2 separate regions of the Homo sapiens genome follow, and region 2 is linked to region 1. Evidence: chromatin loops called from intact Hi-C (ENCODE). Cell type or tissue: B cell. All regions are shown on one strand. Links, peaks and the distances in the headings refer to the core of each region. The heading gives the core; the rest is flanking DNA. Region 1 has its middle 10 kb from the start of KCNMB3. Region 2 overlaps GNB4 (G protein subunit beta 4).

The links. Hi-C counts contacts between places; a loop is a spot of excess contacts. Peaks named below come from ENCODE experiments on the same cell type or tissue, not always from the same donor. Only the 100,000 strongest peaks of a DNase experiment are listed, where the experiment ranks them.
Region 2: a loop joins it to region 1, with 2.7 times the contacts of the local background. A loop is called at or near these places in 1 of 110 quality-filtered maps.

What each region holds. Positions count from the first base shown.
Region 1 is chr3:179,259,235-179,263,626 of GRCh38, reverse strand. It overlaps a transcript of KCNMB3 not described here and the pseudogene LRRFIP1P1. Among named protein-coding and RNA genes, the nearest start is that of KCNMB3, 10 kb to the right of the region's middle. RefSeq lists an enhancer at 321-822 and a silencer at 2,013-2,442. In B cell, for the core only: no CTCF peak of the experiment used is centred there; a DNase peak (open chromatin) is centred at 2,156; H3K4me3 peaks cover 1,323 bases; H3K27ac peaks cover 1,121 bases.
Region 2 is chr3:179,436,506-179,440,897 of GRCh38, reverse strand. The region is part of intron 1 of GNB4 (G protein subunit beta 4); the gene reads left to right. Among named protein-coding and RNA genes, the nearest start is that of GNB4, 13 kb to the left of the region's middle. In B cell, for the core only: no CTCF peak of the experiment used is centred there; a DNase peak (open chromatin) is centred at 1,917; H3K4me3 peaks cover 1,316 bases; H3K27ac peaks cover 3,678 bases.

The DNA of each region.
Region 1 (4,392 bases), core at 272-4,271:
TGAGCATATAAAAATATATTACTTTCATGAATCATTTGACATTTGTTGAGGAATTCTTTGTGGCTAAGTTTGTAGTCAGGTCTTGAGAGGTGACAACGTGCTGGCAGCCCTTGCAGCCCTCGCTCGCTCTCCGCGCCTCCTCGGCCTTGGCGCCCACTCTGGCCGCGCCTGAGGAGCCCCTTTCTGGGCTGGCCAAGGCTAGAGCCGGCTCCCTCAGCTTGCAGGGAGGTGGGGAGGGAGAGGCGCGGGCGGGAACCCGGGCTGTGCGCGGAGCTTGCGGGCCAGTCCGAGTTCCAGGTGGGCGTGGACTCAGCGGGCCAGCACTCCGAGTGGCCGACCGGCCTACAAGCCACGGACAGTGAGGGGCTTAGCACCTGGGCCAGCAGCTGCTGTGCTCAATTTCTCACAGGGCCTTAGGTGCCTCCCCGCGGGGCAGGGCTTGGGACCTGCAGCCCGCCATACCTGAGCCTCCCCCCGCCTCCGTGGGCTCCTGTGCCGCCCGAGCCTCCCTGATGAGCGCTGCCCCCTGCTCCACGGCACCCAGTCCCATCCACCACTCAAGGTCTGAGGAGTGCGGGCACACGCACAGGACTGGCAGGCAGCTCCACCTGTGGCCCCGGTGCGGGATCCACTGGGTGAAGCCAGCTGGGCTCCTGAGTCTGGTGGGGACTTGGAGAACGTTTATGTTTAGCTAAGAGATTGTAAATACACCAATTGGTACTGTGTATCTAGCTCAAGGTTTATAAACACACCAATCAGCACCCTGTATCTAGCTCAGGGTTTGTGAATGCACCAATCGACACTGTATCTAGCTACTCTGGTGGGGACTTGGAAAACGTTTGTGTCCACACTCTGTATCTAGCTAATCTAGTGGGGATGTGGAGAACCTTTGTGTCTAGCTCAGGGATTGTAAACGCACCAATCAGCACCCTGTCAAAATGGGCCAATTAGCTCTCTGTAAAATGGACCAATCGGCTCTCTGTAAAATGGACCAATCAGCAGGATGTGGGTGGGGCCAGATAAGAGAATAAAAGTAGGCTGCCCCAGCCAGCAGTGGCAACCTGCTCAGGTCCCTTTCCACGCTGTGGAGGATTTGTTCCTTTGCTCTTTGCAATAAATCTTGGTACTGCTCGTTCTTTGGGTCCACGCTGCCTTTATGAGCTGTAACACTCACTGCGAAGGTCTGCAGCTTCACTCCTGAAGCCAGGGAGACCACGAACCCATCGGGAGGAATGAACAACTCCAGAGGCGCCGCCTTAAGAGCTATAACACTCACTGCGAAGGTCCGCGGCTTCATTCTTGAAGTCGGTGAGACCAAGAACCCACCAATTCCGGACACAGTTTCATAAATGTTCCATACATGCTTGAGAATAATATATATTCTGTAGAAGTGAGTATTCTATATTTATCATTTAGATAAAACTTGTTAATTGCTTTACTTAAATCTATTACCCTACTGGTTTGTTCAGGTCAAGCTATCTAAATTACTGGGGGAGTGTATAAAAATACATCATAATCTGATAGTGGATTTTGTCTATTTCTTCTTGTAGTTTAATCAGTGAAACAATGCTATCAGGTACCTACAAATTAGCATTGTTACATTTTCCGTGTGAATTGAGCCTTTAATCAGTGTTAAAACACTTATTTTTAAATTTCTAATAAAGCTTTTTAATTTTTAACATTCATGTTTGCTTTTTGTTACATTTTGCCTATAAATTTCACCCTTTTTGTATCTGTGTTTTAGATGTATCTTTTGTAAAAACATGCATATAGATAGTTCTCCATTTACAGTGGGATTACATCCTGACAAATCCATCATAAGTGGAAAATACTGTAAGTTGAAAACTTCAGAGTATTAGCTATTTACCCTCATGATTGTGTGGCAGACTGGGAACTATGGCTGGCTGCCACTGCCCAGCATCTCAAGAGAGTAGGGTACTGCATATCGCTAGCCCAGGAAATAATGCAAATTCAAAATTTGAGGTACAGTTTCTACTGAATTCATATTGCTTTCACACCATAGTAATGTAAAAAAATTGCAAGTGTGGGGCGGGGCGGGCCATGGGGCGGGCGGAGGCGCCCGAGCCCCGCTTCCCCCGCGCCATTCCACCCCCGGCCAGGCTCAGCCCGCGGCCACCTACGCCCCGCCCCTGCCGGCTGCGCCCGAGCCCAGTCCCGCGAGCCGCTCCCCGGCGGGCTGGCTCTTGGCCCCGGAAGCGCGAGCGTTCACTTCGCGGCGAGTGGCTCCGTCTCCGCGGACAGAGCGCGCGCCCCCTGGCCCGGCCCGCGGGGGGGGGCTCCGGCACGGTCCCCGAGCGTTTCCCGCCGGGTGGAGCGGGCCGAGCCCAGCAGGTTGACCAGCCCCGCGGCCACGCAGAGCCGGGAGATCTACTGTTTGAGCGCGGAAGCGCAGAGGCTGGCGGAGGCCCGGCTCGCCGCAAAACGGGAGGCCCGCGCGGAGGCTCGTGAGATCCCCATGAAGGAGCTGGAGCGGCAGCAGAAGGAGGTAGAAGAGAGACCAGAAAAATATTTTACTGAGAAGGGGTCTCGTAACATGCTGGGCCCGTCTGCAGCCACGCTGGCCTTTCTGGGTGGGACTTCCTCTCAGAGAGGCAGCGGAGACACCTCTATATCCATCGACACCGAGGCGTCCATCAGGGAAATCAAGGACTCTCTAGCAGAAGTTGAAGAGAAATGTAAGAAGGCTATGTTTTCCAATGCTCAGTTAGACAATGAAAACACAAACTTCATTTACCAAGTTGACACCCTGAAAGATATGTTGCTGGAGATTGAAGAACAGCTGGCTGAATATAGGCGGCAGTACGAAGAGAAAAACAAATAATTTGAAAGGGAAAAACACGCCCACAGTATACTGCAGTTTCAGTTTGCTGAAGTCAAGGAGGCCCTGAAGCAAACAGAGGAAATGCTCGAGAAACATGGAATAATCCTAAATTCAGAAATAGTTACCAATGGAGAGACTTCCGACACTCTCAGTAATGTTTGATACCAAGATCCTACCAAGATGACGAAAGAAGAGTTAAATGCCCTCAAGTCGACAGGGGATGGGACCCTAGGAAAGCCAGTGAGGTGGAGGTGAAGAATGAAATCGTGGCGAATGTGGGGAAAAGAGAAATCTTGCACAATACTGAGAAAGAACAACACACAGAGGACACAGTGAAGGATTGTGTGGACATAGAGGTATTCACTGCTGGTGAGAATACCGAGGACCAGAAATCCTCTGAAGACACTGCCCCATTCCTAGGAACCTTAGCAGGTGCTACCTATGAGGAACAGGTTCAAAGCCAAATTCTTGAGAGCGCTTCTCTCCCTGAAAACACAGCACAGGTTGAGTCAAATGAGGTCATGGGTGCACCAGATGACAGGACCAGAACTCCCCTTGAGCCATCCAACTGTTGGAGTGACTTAGATGGTGGGAGCCACACAGAGAATGTGGGAGAGGCAGCGGTGACTCAGGTTGGAGAGCAGGCAGACACAGTGGCCTCATGTCCTTTAGGGCATAGTGATGACACAGTTTATCATGATGACAGATGTATGGTAGAGGTCCCCCAACAGTTAGAGACAAGCATAGGGCATAGTTTAGAGAAAGAATTCACCAACCAGGAAGCAGCTGAGCCCAAGGAGGTTCCAGTGCAGAGTACAGAAGCAGGTAGGGATCACAACGAAGAAGAGGGTGAAGAAAAAGGATTAAGGGATGAGAAACCAATCAAGACAGAAGTTCCTGGTTCTCCAGCAGGAACTGAGAGCAAGGGTCAGGAGGCGACAGGTCCAAGTACAGTAGACACTCAAAGTGAACCCTCAGATATGAAAGAGCCAGATGAAGAAAAGAATGACCAACAGGGAGAGGCATTGGACTCATTGCAGAAGAGAAAGAACAAGAAAAAGAAAAAGAAGAGGAAAAAATCCCCAGTACCCATAGAAACCCTTAAAGATGTTTAAAAAGAGTTAACTTATCAGAACACAGATTTAAGTGAAATTAAGGAAGAAGAGCAGGTAAAGTCTACTGACAGAAAGTCAGCAGTGGAAGCCCAAAACGAGGTGACTGAAAATCCAAAACAGAAAATTGCAGCAGAAAGCAGTGAAAATGTTGATTGTCCAGAGAATCCTAAAATGAAGTTGGATGGAAAACTTGACCAAGAAGGCAATGATGTAAAAACAGCAGCTGAGGAGGTACTAGCTGGTAGAGACACATTAGATTTTGAGGATGTCACAGTTCAATCATCAGGCCCGAGGGCTGGTGGTGAAGAATTAGATGAAGGTGTTGCAAAAGATAATGCTAAAATAGCTGGTGCCACTTAAAGCAATCCTGAAGAACCAGAGAGCGAAGATGCAGATCACTGCACCGTACCCAAAAATGAAAGTCCCTCACAGGAC
Region 2 (4,392 bases), core at 172-4,171, 180 kb before region 1:
TCTCTCTCTCTCTCTCTATCTATCTATATATATAGGAATTTTTAAAAAATACACCGAAAGAATAGAAACATATCAACACTATACTTAACACATGTACTCTGCATTAGGTTTTAATTCCATGAATTCCTATTCATTTTTTATTTTTATGCATGAAAGTTTACTGGGTAATGGAATTTACCATCCCTGTTTAGATTCTGCATTGATGACATATCCTGTTCAATGTCATAACCCCTAATTATTAACCGTGTTCACCCCAAATGGATCCATTTATGATACATGGAGAAATAACTTGTTTTTCTTCTTGGTCAATTTGTGCCTATATCGACTGATGACATTGTGCCTTGTTCAGAAAACGTAATCACAAGTTCTTGAAAAAAATAATAAAACATGTAAAAGTCAGCTGGCATTTCAGAATCTAAGTCCCTTTTTAATTCCCAAAATACATGAAACACTATTTTCTTGGTATTTTCTCATGTACTTTGCTACTTTAACAAAGATTAATTCATTTAAGTCTTAATTTTTTAAAAAATGTCTCAAGTGTCTCTTTTTTCAGGTAGCATGAATATTTCAAGATAAAAGAAGACAGCTTGGTTCCTAACTAAGCCTGTCCTTCCTGACCTGGGTATTTATTTCATTCTTATATTTCTTCAAGAGTAAAGTAAGACCAAAGGAGGTATAGCTGCCCCCCAAAAATCATAGTTCTGTTTGAGGAATTGTTTCCCTCAAGGAAAGAGAAGATAACACCTGAAATATGTCAAGGAATTAATTGTTAATGATTTCTGTGTACAAATATTTTAAGTTGGGAGTGTTGAGAAAATTGCAATTTATATAGGAACTTCTTTGCCCTTTCTGAAGCCATTCTTTAGAAAAAAATTCAAAATCTTATCACAGTTCACATATGGGAAGTTATTTTGCTTTAAAATGAATTAAGAACAAGAATAATGTTTTAAAATCTATATTCCTTTTAATGTGTAAATCAAAGAAAATATCTGAGGCAAGTCTCAATTATTTCGTGAGGTTTATTTGCCAAAGTTAAGGATATGTGCCTGGGAGGCAGGTCTATGCCTTTCTCTGAAGATGATTTTGAGGGCTTCAGTATTTAAAGGAGAAAGGGCAGGATATTGGGAAATACACAATTTTCATATGAGAAATCGGTAGGGGAAAACATTCATGCCTTTGTCTGAATCAGCGAATCTGTATTTTTACATAAGACAACATAGACAAATACAGCAGAAGAAGCAGTGAGATATACATTTGTCTCAGGTGAGTGGAGGGATGATTTTGAGTCCTGTCCTATGTCCCCACGCCTGTGAAGATAAGCTATCAATTCACATTGCCTTGGTGACCTTCAACAGAACTGCTTTAGGGTAGAGATCTCGGGGCCCACAAGGATTTCTTCAGGGGCCAAGTGTGAGGGAGGTGTGTAGCTTTTCATCTTTGTAGCCATCTTATCTAGGAACCATAATGGGAGGCAGGTTTGCATGACCCAGCTTGACTTTTCCTTTAGGCTTAGTGAGTCTGGGGTTCCAAGATTTATTTTCCTTTCACAGATGTCTTTATGTGTAAGGATTTAGATGTTTTATCTGATCAGGAAGATTATAAAAGTGCCAGTTTAGTGATTTTTAGGAAGTGATTACTGCATGAACACACGTTCTTGAACTTTCCTCCAATCACACGATGTTAAACTGCTTGTGTAAATAAGAGCTTAGACCAGTGGATCTCAAACTCTAGAGAGCTTCAGACTCACCGTGAAGACTTGCTAAAACACAGATTGCTGGGCTCTACCCTCAAGGTTTCCGAGTCTGTAGTCCTGGGAAGGGATTTATAAATTTGCATTTCTAACAGGTTTCTACGTGATGCTGATGCTGCTGGTCCCCACACTCTGAGAACCACAGATTGAAACTGTTTGGTTAAATTAGTGGTTATCAACCCTGGTTCCGCCCTTACACACTTGAAGAGTCAAGGCCTTAGGGTGGGGGATGGGCCACAGAGTCAGGTGCTGCTAATGAGGTGGGGCAAGTATTTAAATCTTCAGGATGTGGATGTAGTTTGAGAAAGCCCTTCAAATAACTGGTTGTTTTCTTCTATTCTCTCTCCCCCTTTGAAACCACTCTCCTCTACCCCTCAATAGGAGAGTCCTGGTGCAAATGAAACAGTGCTCATGGATTGTTTTAGTCCTCTCCCAGAAAATAAAACACAGCCTTTACCAACAGTTGCCCCAATGCTTCTTAAGGAGTTCAGTAGAGGAAGAAGTAGTTAAATTGCAGCATAAGGCCAAGAAAGGCCTTCCTTCTGGTCATTTCTTTTTCCATTTTTGTTTAGAGCACTGTACTATTAGATCTGTCAATTAATCACTGTAGATATTAGCCTGAGTAGTGTTCATGGCTATAGCTTCTTCATATATTTCCCTTGCTGGGCCAAATTGACTTAAATTTCCCAAGACATTAAAAAATGTGTATTATTTAATTCCCAAAACAATCCCATAGGGGTAGAGATCCCCACTGCACAGATGAAGGAATGGAGACTTAGAGTAGTTAAAGAATTTCCGGGGTCACACTGTAAGTAGTCATCTCTGGCTCCATTAGGTTGTGTGAACTTGGCTAAGGTCCATAACCTCCATGTGTAAAGTTTCCTCGTCTGTGGAATGAGAATGATACTGGTACCTACCTTCTGAGGTTGTTTTGAGAACTAAATAAAGAGTTACTACACAGAGTTGTGTACATACACGTAATAAATGCTCAGTAAATGTTATCTCTTAGTTGGCTAACTCCTAGTTGGTACTTTTTAAGTTCGGGGTAATCCTGCCTTTTCTTTTTCTTTTTTTTTGAGATGAGGTCTCACTCTGTCGCCCAGGCTAGAGTGCAGTGGCACAATCGTAGCTCACTGCAGCCTCGACCTCCAGGGCTCGAGTGATCTTCCTGCCTCGACCTCCCAAAGCACTGGGATTGCAGGCAAATGCCACCACACCTGGGTAATTTTTTAATTTTTTTTTTTGTAGAGATGGATACCTGCCATGTAGCCCAGGCTGGTCTTGAACTCCTGGCCTCAAGTGATCTGCCCACCTCAGCCTCCCAAAGTGCTGGGATTATGGGCATGAGCCACTGCGCCTGGCCTATCCTGCCTTTGTGCCAGGCAGTCCTCCTCATGTGTATTACAGGTCAGTCTCTTAACAATTTAGAAATACCAAATACTCTTGAAAACTACAGGTTTTTTTTTCCTTTTCACAAATAATTTAGTGGCAAAACCTTATATGACCTGAACTCATTTGGTGGCACAGTGTGACCTGAACTATAACAACATGAAGCTATTGCTTAGTCTGTTTTTGTTTTTTTTTTGAGATAGACTTGCTCTTTTGCCAGTCAGGAGTGCAGTTGTGCAATCTTCCGCTCACTGCAACCTACGCCTCCCATGTTCAAGCGATTCTTATGCCTCAGCTTCCCAAGTAGCTGGGACTACAGGCTCACACCACCATGCCCGGCTGATTTTTGTATTTTTAGTAGAGATGGGGTTTCACCATGTTGGCCAGGCTGGTCTCGAACTCCTGGCCTCAAGTGATCCGCCTGCCTCGGCCTCCCAAAGTGCTGGGGTTATAGGTTCTTAGTCTCTTTTTTTCCTACCTCATATGAACATGCTTTACATTTTGCTTCAGAAATTTTAATTCTTGACTCTGTGGGTGCTGCTCTGGGGTCTGGTTTTGGTGTTATGCCAATACAATGAATGTACCTTTCTAAAACCTGGAAACTTCCAAATTCTGAAATATATCTGGCCCTAGGGTTTAGGGTAATGGATTATGGGCCTGTGTGTGTGTATTTTTATGTCTGTCTTCCCTTTTAGACTGTAAACTCCTTGAGACCTGGGCCTAAGTTTTATTCATATGTAACCCCAGTTCCTGGCACATTCAGTAAATATTTGATGAGAGAATAAACCCTACCAGGACATAACAGTTAGGTGAAGGGAAATAGACTGGAGAGCAGTGCCTTATTTATTTCCTGGAACACAAAACAGCCTACCTTCAGTTCACAAGGGGTTGAATTGTTTTACTTTAAGGGTACTGAAAAATGCTCAATATAATGAGTAACTTGGTAGCAAAACAAAAAACAAGATAAAAAACCAAAAGTTAATGCCGTATGCTACAATTTCAGCATCTGCAACTTCTGTTTTCCTCTCTTATCCACTTGCCCCATGCAGCTGTACGGTTTTGACTAACTTCCTGAGAAAGAAAGCCACGTGGAGATGTCTTTGTATGGAACACTTGGGGTGGGTGGGCATGTGTGTTTTAAAATTTCTTAGTTAAAAAAAAATCATAAAAGCTTTAAATATTGTACCTGATTCATTATGGTTGTTAAAAATTATGGAGTGTAAGAAATATAAATTTGTATTGCAAAAAGAAAA